Regions from separate parts of the Mus musculus genome. Here region 1 is linked to region 2. The links are chromatin loops, found by intact Hi-C in ENCODE. Cell type or tissue: left cerebral cortex. All regions are shown on one strand. Links, peaks and the distances in the headings refer to the core of each region. The heading gives the core; the rest is flanking DNA. Region 1 holds the start of Bbx (bobby sox HMG box containing). Region 2 overlaps G730013B05Rik (RIKEN cDNA G730013B05 gene).

Evidence for each region. Hi-C counts contacts between places; a loop is a spot of excess contacts. Peaks named below come from ENCODE experiments on the same cell type or tissue, not always from the same donor. Only the 100,000 strongest peaks of a DNase experiment are listed, where the experiment ranks them.
Region 1: a loop joins it to region 2, with 5 times the contacts of the local background. A loop is called at or near these places in 24 of 42 quality-filtered maps.

The regions. Positions count from the first base shown.
Region 1 is chr16:50,429,777-50,436,376 of GRCm38, forward strand. Bbx (bobby sox HMG box containing) reads right to left here and starts at 2,613. Exons shown (of 17, transcript NM_027444.3): 1 at 2,466-2,613. In left cerebral cortex, for the core only: a CTCF peak has its summit at 2,376; DNase peaks (open chromatin) are centred at 1,831, 2,129 and 2,650; H3K4me3 peaks cover 1,751 bases; H3K27ac peaks cover 950 bases.
Region 2 is chr16:50,527,023-50,533,622 of GRCm38, forward strand. All of the region lies in intron 1 of G730013B05Rik (RIKEN cDNA G730013B05 gene), which reads left to right. Among named protein-coding and RNA genes, the nearest start is that of G730013B05Rik, 4.1 kb to the left of the region's middle. In left cerebral cortex, for the core only: a CTCF peak has its summit at 3,270 (motif pointing right); DNase peaks (open chromatin) are centred at 1,873, 2,369, 2,600 and 3,270; H3K4me3 peaks cover 1,995 bases; H3K27ac peaks cover 1,414 bases.

The DNA.
Region 1 (6,600 bases), core at 1,351-3,850, 98 kb before region 2:
CCCTACACTCCGGGCGTAAAAGTCTTCTAAACACCTTTCCAGAACGTAGGAGCAACGAGTGGGGTGTCCCTGTGCCCGTGCCCGCTCGAACTGGCGGCGGTCTGGGGGGAAAAAACGCCTCCTTCGCCTCCTCTTCCTCCTCCTTCCCCTCCTCCTTCTCCCGTTCCTCCTCCTCCCGTTCCTCCTCCTCCTCCTCCTCCCGCGGGCCCCGGCGAAGATCCCGCCGCCGCTGCCTCTGCCGCCCCCCAGGGAGGCACCGCCGCCGCCCGGCCCCGCGCTGCCATTCCAGCCTTGGACCGCGCGGCGTGGCGCGCGTGGGGCCGGGTGCCGGGTGGCCGCCCGGAGATGTCCGCTGCGGGGACCCCCGCGCCCCCTGGCCGTAGACTGGCTACAAAAGTCGCGCGAGCAGAGGTGGCGGCGGCGCGCAGGGGAGAGGACGCGCGTGGGGAACCCACGCCGCGAGTGGGCAGCCCCAAGGGATGGCCGAGAGCGCCCCTCCTCGTGCAGGGAAAGTACCCCAGTCCCCGCCAGCCAGCCCCAGGAACAGCAGCCCGGCGTCCACGGCCGGTAGACGAGAACTGGACGTGTCATTAGCAGGACAGGCAATGGTTTCAAAGCCCCAGGCCAATGACCATTAGCCGAGGCAGAGCTAGCTCGGTCCCCATCCCCCACCACCTCCACCCACCTCCCCCTCCAGCTACCTCCCCCCCCCACCTCCACCCCACCTCGAGAAACTTTTCAACAAGATCCACCTGGGCTAATTTGTCCTCAGACAGTTAAAATATTGACTAGACCCTACACACTGGGAAGGAAGGGGAATGCACGCTTTATTTTCCTTTCTGTAGAAAGGAAAGCAAAAAATAGCTTGTCTCTGTGTCTCTCCCTCTCCCCCCCCCCTCCTCTGTCGTACATGTTGTGTCTTAGCTTTTTGCATCGTTTCGTTTTACCTTCCTCATTTAGCAGAAATGATCGCGGGTATTTCACACATAAACGTGTTCCAGATTCCTGGATTCGGGGTCCTTGTAAATTACAAGAATCCGGTTCGGTCTCAGTTACGTTAAGTTTCATGCGATCTCCCCAAAATAAATTTTAAAATAATAATAATAATAATACATTTCTGAGGGTGAGCGAGCGATTCGAGGTGGAGGAGGGAAAGAAGCCTCCAGTCTGATTTCTGTAATTTACTAGCGACCCGGATCGCAGAAAATAACAGTGTAACACGAGCGTGGCTTCCGAGGGTTGGGGAGCTCTTTCTAGAGGCATCGACCCCATCCCCGGATAAAGGATCTGCAAGTTTTCTGTCATCGCGACCGTGCAATGCCATAACTTACCTTCAGAATGAGTCTTTAACCAGCCAAGGCCTTCCTCCTCCCCTCCACCGCCACCACCCCCAGCCTCGCTCTCTCCACCTTAAACTTATTGACACAACATAATCCCACATTCAAGCAAAATCCTGACACAGCCTCCCTCGTCCTCTCCCCCCTCCTCTCTTCCCTCCCGTTTCTCTCTCTCTCTCTCTCTCTCTCTCTCTCTCTCTCTCTCTCTCTCTCTCTCTCTCTCTCTCTCTCTTCCCCTCCCTCTCCCCTTTCCCTCCCCTCCCCTCCTCTCCCTCTCTCGCCTTCTTCGCCTTCTTCCCCTCTCCCCTGTTCTTCCTCCAGGCTACTCTGGCACTGGAACAGCACTTTCTCCACTCGCCGCGCATTTGGCTGGGGGTGGGGGGTGAGGGGGACACCGATCTCGGGGCCGGAACACCCAAATCCTAACTCTGCAGATGAACGAGCAACCGGGCTGCCGGTCCCGGTCACCGTCGCACACACACCAAATGTAGCCCCGACCCACCGAGGGCAGCCTTCCCGTACCTTCCACCCCTGCCCCGGGCTCCTCAGGCCCCACCTCCCCCGGCAGCCGAGCCCTGCCCGGGGCTCCTCCACGTACTTTCGCCTCCTTGAAGTTTGGGGCTCCCGGGGCGGCCACGAGCCGCCCGCCGGCGTGAGGGGACCGCTCCGTTGTTGTTTTCCTCGGGCGGCTCAACCCCGCGCCCCGGCTCCGTGCCCCCTCGGGCGGCGCTGCCCGGGCGCCGAGAGGTGCTGCCTGCAAACGCAGCCTGGCACCGGCTGGCCTACTCCTCCCCAGCCCGGCCCCCAGCTCGCGCTCGCCGGGCAGCGCCGCGCGCCCCCCGGCCCGGGCCCGCCGGCGCGGCCGCCGCGACCCTCGGCCCGACCTCTCGCCACCCAAAGTTTTGGCTGAGGGGAAAGTGGCCCGCGAGGCGCCGGCCGGTGGCGGCTCGGGCTCCGGACGCGCGGGTTCCCCTCGCCTTCCTCAAGTCCACCCTACCGGCTGCCGCCGCCGCTGCCGCCGCTCCTGCCGCGGAGTCCTCGGGCTGCAGCCCCGGCGGCTCGCAAGTGAGTAGGAAAACAGAAAGTGCGGGAGAGCGCCTGCGAAGGCTGCGGATGGCGGGCGCCTACCTCGCGGGCTCGCCGCGGCGCGAGGGCGTGTGTGTGGCTCGCCCTCAGCGGCCAGTCAGGGGCTCTCTATGGGAAAGTGGAGAGGAGCTTGCGGAGCCGCGCTGCCTCCGCTCCACTGTACACTGCTCCACATACAGTACATGCAACCCGGAGAGACTGAAAACACTCATTTTATATAAGGCAGCCTGCCATTGGCCCGCGCCGTGACGGACGGGCGGCGCAGCCAAACAGGAGGCGCGTTACACCCAAACACACGCACACATACACACATTTCACAGAGACACACAAAGATCATCACATTTTCTATTTTCTAATGTTCGGGACCTGTAGACAGTGGGCGAAGACAGGTAGTGAGGCCCAGCAGAGTAGGGGTCAGGAAGGAAGCCCTCTCTATACCAAGTTGCCAGGCTTGAAACTGGTGTCCTTTTGACTTGGGAGGGTTATGGTAATAAACTACAACTCCACTGGATATGGAAGTGAGGAGGGATGGGTTTGATCGCTGCCTTGTGGTGCCCCATGAAAGAGGCGAGCATTGTGTTATGATTTTACAGCCCGGCCTGCTAACAAGTGGCCGAGAAAGGCTTTTATCAGCTTAGATTTCTTTTGTCAATGGGTTAGCCATCACATAGGCCAAAATAGTGCGAGATAAGTTTATCAAGACTAGAATGCTTTGAGATTGTGACTGCCTCGTTAGCAAGCAAATTCAGAAAGTAAGAAAAAAAATCAATACAACAGGCAGAAACAAAGATAAACCTTATGCTAAAGTAGCCGAATGTGCACTTGAAAGTCAGAGGGCAATCACCTGTATGGGTACACAAGGTGTGCTGAAATTACACACCTTGTGGGAAAATGACAATCGACAGTCTGCCTTAGAAATAGACCTCTTGGTTCAATATAGCCAAGATTTATAATACACACACACACACACACACACGCGCGCGCGCGCGCGCGCACACGCACACGCACACACATCCTTTGTTTTATGTATTTCCCGCTGTATATGACTACTCTATGGTGGGTGATTTCTAGAGACAATGAAAGCGAGATCTAGTTTTAATGATATTTTTACTATGCTGTATCTTTGGCAGATCTTGTTAACAGTTTGATATAAACAAGTCAAAGGGATACTTAGAAAGAACCGAACCTAGGAATTAAAACAGAATAAAATGCACACACAAGTTTTTAACTAGTTGAGCAATCTTTTGAGCATATGAGTTCTTTTAGTCTCCTTCATTCTTAGAGTTGATTTTAGTTTTTATTTAAAGATTAAAATAAGCTTTCCCAAGATTGCCTTCATTAAATGGTTATTCAGCATCTACAACTCACTGGGACTATTCTAGGTCCCAGATGTTTTCCTGGAGTTCCTTCTGACCAGGATCCAAAATTTTCAAGAATCTTAAATACAAACAGTTTTGAAGATTAAATAGTATGATTTTTATAGTCTAACTGATAGCCTAAATTTTAAAAGTAAACCGAGTAAGAAAACCTTTCTGTTCTGGTTTTGGGTTTTGGACTTTTTGTTTGTGTGTTTGTTTGTTTGGGGGGGGGGGTGGTTTTGTTTTTGTTTTTTGAGGCAAGGTTTGACTGAGTGGCCTTGCCTAGCCTGGAAATCACTAGATATATCAGGCTGTCTTTAAACTCACAGAGACCCCACTGCCTCTATTTCCTGAGTGCTGGAATTAAAGGTGTGCACCACCACATCTGTCCCAGCTGTTTTATTTCCTTGATTCGTTCCTAAGATATTTTTTTCATAGTCATAAATAAATTAAGTGAACATGTGTGCTTGCATAAGAGTAGAAAAAGAAACCTAAAGAAAAAGAAGTTTATGAAGTTTAGAAAGTGAAGTACTGTTTAGAGGTGTGGTATTCTGTTTATTTTTAAAAGAAAATAAATTTTAAAGAAAAAAATCCTCTAAACCACGGGTATTCCAAGTGATAATACTGAAAGTCCTATCATATCCCTCTGCATGCAACTGACAGAAAGAAACAAGTATTCCTTATCCACAGTACACTGGTCTGAAGTCTGCGCTAACTCCTATCTCTGTCTTGCTATATGAGAAAGGAGGCAGGGACAAACCAGGTAGGCACAGATGTCAGTGGTGAGAAAATGAAGCCCCGGACATTTCCTAGGTTTTGAGCAGCTGGAAGGCCCTGTTTTTGAAATGACAACTTTCACAGACACAAGGCAGACAGAGGAAACATTTCTGGAGGGTTTTGAGGTGCTTCTTTTTGAAGAGTTAAAAATCAGCAAAAGTTGATATATTTAATTGCTGGGTGAAGCGTTACGACTTACTTTTAGCATACTATATAAAATAAAATTTAGGGAAGGCTAGCCCACTCCTCACTTTTACTTCCAACTTCCAACTTCCAGGAAGACATACTTTATTTTTATGATTACGTTTTTGTTGAATACATTTAACATAAATGAATCATATAAAGTTACAGTACCCAACACACATTACACAGCACTGTCAGTAAGAGCCTACGTGTAGACTACGTTAACATTTGTATATTTATCTGTACATTAAAATATACCAGTATAAATAAATTATTTATAATTTATAAAGCACATGGTCATAAAAAATGAAGTCATGCGCTGAATAAAAAGTAAAATTTGAATGTTAATTTATTCCATAGTCCACGTGGATATGGGCGTCTATTCGTACCCTCCAGGCTTTTGCGTTCTAATTTAGCGGTCTCTGACAGTGAGAGGAGCTGACTGGCCTGACTGGGACGTGAGAGCACAGGGAGCATGGAGCATGGACTGAAGTCTCTTACAAGTCATTTCTTAACGGAAAATCGTTGGGAACTCACAGCCTGTAGAACAGCAATAATTATACTTGCACGCCTTTACTCCCTGTACTTGGAAGGCAGAGGCAGGTGGATCTCTGTGAGTTCATGGCCAGCCTGGCCTATGAAGAGAAAGCCTGTCCTGAAAAATAAATAAATAAACAAACAAATAAATAAATTGTGCATTAATGTTTCATTTGTATGAGCATCATTTTGTTCTATAGGTCTATTCAATATTCTTCTTCGTGACATTTGTTGAATAGGTTCTCTGTGCCAGTCCCTCTAGAAAGTTCATTTTAAGTATGTGCAGATGTGAGTATATAGATGTGTGTCAGTTATCTAAATACATAAGTAATTTTTTCTATTTTGTTTCCTTTTACAATCCTAATTCAAATCCTGATGTTACCTCTCAGCAGCCTTAGAAAAAATACTTAATCACCCTAGAAATTACTTTCCTTGTCTATAAAATGGGAATAATAAGTGTAATTAAAATTTAAATGTGTCATATATGATATATATATAATTTTAATTGCTCTTATTATCCCCATTTTTTTAAACAAGGGGAAATATATATATATAATAATTAAACAGTCAATCAGTGTTATTTTTATTTATCTTTTTCACATACAAGTCAATGGCAGATGCGTGGCCCAGTTCTGTAAAGCTTAACTATCATACCAACGGAGTTTAGAGATCTTGTTGCAGCTTATGTACCCATTGTTTGTGATTGCCTTTTATACCATTCTCAAAGGATTCCAGCATCTCAAGACACAGCAGCGACTAGGCATGATAGTGTGTGTCTGTATCCTAGCAAAAGTGGAGAAGTTTAAGGGTAGCCTAATTTACATAGTGAGACCTGGTCCCAAAAATAATAATAATAAAAATAAATAAATAAAATGAAAAAAAGATATCAGCCTCAGCCCAGAATAAAGCAATCAGTTGGACATAATGGCGCCTAAAAAAGCAAGTTTATTGATCATGCTTTTTGATACAAACCAACTTGAGAAAGTTACAGCGCCTTAGACATCAATTTATGGCACGTACTTGACCTCTCTGAGATTCACGTCTGTTCTGTATAATACACCTACGTATGTAAGTGGAAGGTATGCGTAAGGGCATGGAGATCATACCACTTCCCTTCAAGCCAATGTAAAGGGACAAAGAATTAAAGATCTTATCCTGGGAGCCGTGCAGACATTCACAGCGCTAAAGAAAACCAGCAAAATACACGGTAAGAAGAAAAACTACACAGCCTGCTCTCTTAGGGCATCGCTCAGTCAAGCACTTGGGAATCCCTAATCTCCTGTGATCCTCTGTGGGGTTCTATCAGTATCCCTCTTAAAAGG
Region 2 (6,600 bases), core at 1,739-4,238:
TAGTATAGAATAGTTTATTCAGGGCATGGGGAGGGGAGTTAAGAGGGTAGTAGGGGCAGAGAAAGGCAGAGAGAGTAGAGAAGTAGAGGCCGACCATGAGCACGTGGAGAGAGGGGGGAAGGGAATGGGGAAGGATAAGGGGACAGAGCAGAAACAAGAAGAGAAGAGCAAGAGAGAAATAAGAGAGGGAGGAGGGGGCAAGCAGCCCCTTTTATAGTAGGTCAGGCCGACCTGGCTATTGCCAGGTAACTGTGGGGTGAAGCATACCTGGCTGTTGCCAGGTAACTGTGGGGGTGGAGTTTAGACAGAATGCTTAACAGTCTCTTTTTATTATTATTATACATTTTGTTGAGCTATAAATGTTTGTTCATCTTTTGGGATATAGTCCATAGATTTTGGGATTCAGTCCATAGATACAATATATGCACTGGAGACAGCAAGCTCTTCTAGCAAATGGAACCATGGAGGAGTGTGAAAGGTGGAACGTTCACATTTTATCATAGAGTCTGAGAACCAACAGTTACATTTCAGAGCTACAGAAAGCCCAGTAATTCTTCCTACTGTGATTTCGTGCTTAGTACACTTCTCCCCATACCCTTCCCATCCTAGAACTCGCTCTGTAGATCGGGCTGGCCTCCAACTCAGAGATCTGCCTGCCTCTGCTTCCCCAGTTCTGGGATTAAAGGCATGGGCCACCACTGGCCTGCCTGATTTAGTTCATTTTTAAGGTCTGAATATTTTACTATACATTTTCTTCTAATGGACACCTTGGTTAATTCCATATTTTGAGAGTGGAACTATCTGTTTGATACAGTAATTAATTTTGGTTAAATACGTTGGAGTTATTTTCTGATTGGGAATGGGGGGTTGTTAACAAGCTTTGTTTTACATCACATCCAACTGAAGAGGTTTTAATACACATCTTTGTAAATCTGGTCCAAGAATGAGAAGATTGCGGCAGACTGGTTGCTTCAATCCCTTCGTGGCATTAGCTGCGAGGACTAACTCGAATGATCACCTCTCATGTCTCATAAAACCAATATTTCAATCTTATATAAAAACAATATCTACTTGTTATTGACTCTGGAACAGTAAAATGATACAAGGCTTTCAAAATATCCAGTGTTCTGCCCGCTTGTATAATGAACCGTAGCAGATGATTCACAGAATACAGTGGTGTGTATATGGGTGGTTTTGATACAAGATAGAATCTTCGTAAGTGTTTGCTAAATAATAATTTTCTTTTAAAGAGTAAAGTTTCCTTTGTTGTTATAAAACTCAAGTTCTCTATTATCCCGGGTATTACTGACCCAAGAAATCTAATGCTTATTTGGGAGATCTACTTAAATTTTATGCCCAATTTCTGTCATATTAATACTTTTATATCGTGAGGCTCACAATAATTAAGAAAAACAATTGAAAGCTAGCACTCCCATTAGAGTGGGTGAGCCGAGAGGAAGGGACTGAGTCTCTTTAGCCAGATCCTGCCGCGTGACGACGGCTCTCCTAGATCCATCCACGGTTCCTCTGAAAGTCACTAGGTACGACTGATTTCGAAACACACACACACACACACACACACACACACACACACACACACACACAAAGCAGAATTACATTTTCTGTGTTGTTGGTCAGGCTGAAAACAGAGCACGTAACTTTGCGAGAATCAGGGCAATCGCAAATGAACTTCCGTTCCCCATTGGCTTCCTGCGGCTGTGAAGGATCTCTAGCCGAGCCGCCCGCATGTGCTTCTTACGGGGCTTTCAGTGAGAGAAGCCCGAGGGTAGCGCCAGGGAGAAAGCCGCCAGGCAATCTCGGAGGTAGCCTCCTAGAAAGATCGCGGCGAGGGGAGGAGCCCCGATTGTCCTGGAGAACAGCGCGGCCCCATCCGGGAAGTGGCCGCCCGCGGGGGGCGGCTCCTGGTGCCCGCGCCAAGGCGCACAGCGGGAACGCGCGGAGCCCAGCACGGCCTCCCCGGGGCCTCCGGAGCCCTGCGGCTCGCCCGGGGCGAGGCAGCTCCTCCCCGCAGACTCTGCTTCCGCCAGATCGGTGGCCGCCCGTGTCCCGGTAGCACCGCGCCCAGGGGCCCCAAGAGTCTCGGCCGCGCCCAGGGGCTCTCGGATCCGGGCGCCGCCCCGGTCTTTCTGTCCCCCGGGGATGCGCATCGTGGGTACCTGCAGCCGCCCGGGAACCTAGACCCGGCCAGTCCGGGAAAGCGGAGCCAGCCGAGCTCCCGAAGGTCCCAGTGGACTCGGGCGTCTGCTGGCATCCGCACAGTGCAGGCGCCTAGGCGACGAGCGCGTGCGGGGTTTCTCAGTTGTCCCCCCGCAGAGCCTCCTCCGGCGTCCCCCTACCTACGCAAACACAGTCGGGGCTGCCAGCTGATTCTACCTCTTCCCCGCCCTCCCTTCTTCCGCTCACCTCCGTCCATCTCTCTCATATCTTCTTGCCAAAAGCTCCAAGGCAAAGATGGACATGAGCGAACAAGTTAGGATACGGCCGAGCGCGTGTGCGCTGGGAGGAGGGTGGTAATGAAGTGGGAGAAAATAATGAAAACGAAATTAGAAACACCCGAGAGTGTAACCCCACGCGCGCGCGATGCTCTCAGCCGCCAGCAGTCTCGGCTGTGTCCAAGTGGAGGCAAATTTTAAATATTCAATTCTAGGACAGAATCCACACAGCACAGGCGCCAGTGGAGCCCCGGGCTTGAGCTCAGGATTTAGTGCTTTTCCATGAGATACATCTTTATTTGCATTACAGGCACCAGAGGGATAACACCTACTTGTGGACGCCTCTGGGGACAGATTCTCGGGGCGGGTGGCCTTTGTCACCTCTGCAGCAGGTCAGGGGACTCTGCTGAAGGTGCAATGGGGAAGGCAGCGGCTTGAGACCTGGGGGAAACACCCTGTGCTCTAACGAACGTGCTGGTCGCTACGGAAGGCATGCGCTGTCCCCTAAGCCCTGGCCAGATGACTGAACAGGGGGCGGAAACCGTAAATCGAACCTTCTGGGTCTCTCGCCCCTCCCCCACCAAGCAGTGTCACTTTCGTCTCCCCAAGCTCACATCTTATCATCTCTTTAGAACAACCGCGCTAGAACGAGGCAGTGGGAGCTTGCTGGCTATATAAAACAGGTTTTCCGAGAATTTCCACCACCCCACCACCACCTCGACTGCTTGGTGGTGGAACCTTTTTTTTTTTTTCCTTTCCAGAGGCCTTTTCCAGCGAGCGAGGCGGGGTAGGGCTATTGTTTGCGTGGCCGATAGGGGGCAGCAGTTGCACTGCGATGTGTCCACTGGCCGTGGGAAGCCGGCCTAATTGGACTTTTGGGTGAGCAGGCTGGATCTGCGGCCTCTCGGGCTACAGCCTCAGCTGCGTGGTCTTGGGCTGAGACCCGGAGCACCTGAAGATGTTTGTTCCCTGTGGAAGGCCATCTGTGAAACTGAGCGCGCAGCACTCATTCAGATGAATGCAGATGTTATCATTAGTGAAATATTCAGCCATCACGCGAATTTATCCAGAATCTATCAGAGTTTCTAATCTTAAAATAAGAGCCATGCCTGGGTGGCGGTGGGATCTGTTAAATTCTGTTGAATTTCGAACGTGCTCGCTCCCTCACTAGTTGGGAATCACCGATCCGGATCCCTTAGAGTGGCTGGATCGCTGTTGGTGAGGATTCTGGGGTAAACTGGGAAGACCTCGGGCTGATTGTGGCTACCCGAGCTCTGGAGCCTGGAGCTGAGCAGCTCGGATCTGTTCAGACCCAGAGAGATTGCAAAGGAATCTGAAAATCTGCCCGCCTTGCCAAGCTGGGCACTGTGTTCAGAACAGTGGAAGGGGAATTACCTATCTCTTGCAAATTCACATTTCCATCAAACAAGCACATTTTTTTCCCTAAATTAAAAATACATTTACAGACAGTAATTTTTAAGCAGTCTAGTGTAAAAAAAAATAGGGGCCGGTTATTACAATCATGTCTAGGTAGTTTTTTAAAACGTGATGAATTATTCAAATCAAACAATATGTAACAGCAACAAGGTTGTGCCTGCCCTCTACAAACATCATGCACAATTAAAAACTCCAATTAATGCCTAATAGACCTCTGGCAGGCAGGGCAGGATTACAGCCTGCAGTTGTAGAATTTATCAAAGCATGACTGAGATGTTTTTATTTTATTATGAAGAGCAAGAAAACATACAAAAAAATAATACTTTTAGTGTAAATTTTCCAAACAGCATTCTTTTTAGAAAGAGAACTGTAACTGCAGAGGACCGGAAGGTCTTCCAGAGCACATTTCAACATCACAAATCTCATTTATAGACTCACCATTCCTAGTAACTGACACTACCTTATTAAAAATTGTAGTAAATATTCATATTTGAGAGGGATGAAAAAGAGTTATACTAGCCTTGTGGTCCAGGTTGCAGAGGGGCAATTGATCTAAATTGGATTAAAAATACTAGGCCAGGCCTATAGCTGCTCAACCAGGGCTAGGGCACTACTTGAACTTGTGAACCATGATTGCTCTGTGTCTGGAGGCAAACCCGGATAAGTGCTGACACACTGAGGCTGTGGGTAGGCATCTTATTCTGTTTTTAGATGGCCAAAAAGCCGTGCCAAAGACCAATTGCAAACATCTCTTTAAAGAAAGTTTTGTCACACATTGGCAGTGATAGGAAAAATCAAATGATCTCATGGGTTTGAAGCAGAGTATCACTTTTTAGAACACTTTTGTCCTTTGCTCAATCCTCTGCCAGACCAACTGGACTTGGAAGGTATCTGTGACTCCAGTGTGTGCAGTCCACATATCCATTATATGTTAAGAAAACTGGATTTCTGAGGTTCATAAGATGGCTCAGTGGTTACAAGAGCTTGCTGCTCCTCCAGAGGACCTCATTATGGTTCCCAGTATCCACCTGGGTAGCTCATAATTACCCAGAACTCACCCAGCTCCAGGGGAATCTGATACCTCTGGCTTCCTTAGGCAACAGCTCTTTTTTTTTAATGTGAGTAGACGGTTGCTGTCTTCAGACACACCAGTAGAGGGCATTGAATCCCACTACAGATGGTTGTGAGCCACCATGTGTTTGGTGGGAATTGAACTCATGACTACTCATGGCCTCTGGAAGAGCAGTCAGTGCCTTTTTGTTTGTTTGTTTGTTTGTTTGTTTTTGTGTAGCCCTGGCTATCCTGGAACTCACTGTATAGATCAGGCTGGCTTCGAACTCAGAAAGCCACCTGCCTCTGCCTCTGCCTCTGCCTCCCAAGTGCTGGGATTAAAGACGTGCACCACCACTGCCTAGCCAGTCAGTGCTCTTAATCACTAAACCATCTCTCCAGGCCCACTTACCAGCTATTGTTAATCCCATCAGGTGAGAATAAGACCCAGGCATCACCTCTTAAGTGCACACATCTACACTCACATGCAGATACCCTCCCCTTCCCTTCACACAGGCAAACACACACACACACACACACACACACACACACACACACACACACACACACACACCCCTAAGGATAATAAAAATAATCTTTACTTAAAAAAAGGAAAATTGAGGTTCTGAGGTTCTTATGAAGCAATTAGTCACCCAGCCCCTGTCTGATCCAGCAACATAGTGTGCTTACAAAGGGACACAGATCCTGGACTCTTTTGCTGTCTGGCGCCTAAGCAGAAGTTAGCATACTTGTAAATAATCACAACTCGAGTATACTAAAGCCAAAACCAGTGTTTTAAAGGCAAGGAGAAACCAGAATTTTACAAGAACAGAGGTTTCCCCACTTCTGTGTTGCAGAGGTTTATGGAGGTGACAGCAGATTAAAAAATCCATCATTTGGTGTAAAAATCCAAAAGACTGAAAGAGAAATAGCTTGATTCCTCCACTTGTTAATGAAAATTCCATCATTTTGCTTTGCCTCAGAATGTGTAGACTAAGCTCTATAAGCAATCTGAAATAGGAAACGAAACACAAGACTTAACATATTTCATGGGCTGAAGAGATGGCTCAGAGGCTAAGAGCACCGACTGCTCTTCCAAAGGTCCTGAGTTCAAATCCCAGCAACCACATGGTGGCTCACAACCATCTGTAATGGGATCTGATGCCCTCTTCTGGTGTGTCTGAGACAGCTATAGTGTACTTACATATAACAATAAATAAATCTAAAAATAAACATATTTCACATGCTCGTCAATATCTTATATATCAGCTTGTACGAGGTTGGTTTTCTTTTTCTTTTCTTTCTTTTTTTTTTTTGTTTGTTTTTGACAACTGTAAACGTGAAAATGAGACCTTGGGCACTCAGAGCCTGAGTTAGGATCTGATGTGACTCTCGTCTGTTGCCACTCCATCGAAGGCCTGATTTTGAGGGAGTCTTGGTACATTAGGAGCTTTTAGATTATATCTCCAAAAGTATGGTACATTGTCCTCTAAAGAACACTAGTGTATGTTGTTTGTGTTTAAATGATCGACAGCAGGGCTAGAGAGATGCCCAGAGGGTCAGGCACTTGCTGGGCAAGACTGCCTGCCTGAGATTGACTTCCAGAGCCCACTTAAAGGTGCAAGGAGAGAATTGACTACACAAAGTTGTCCTCTGACTT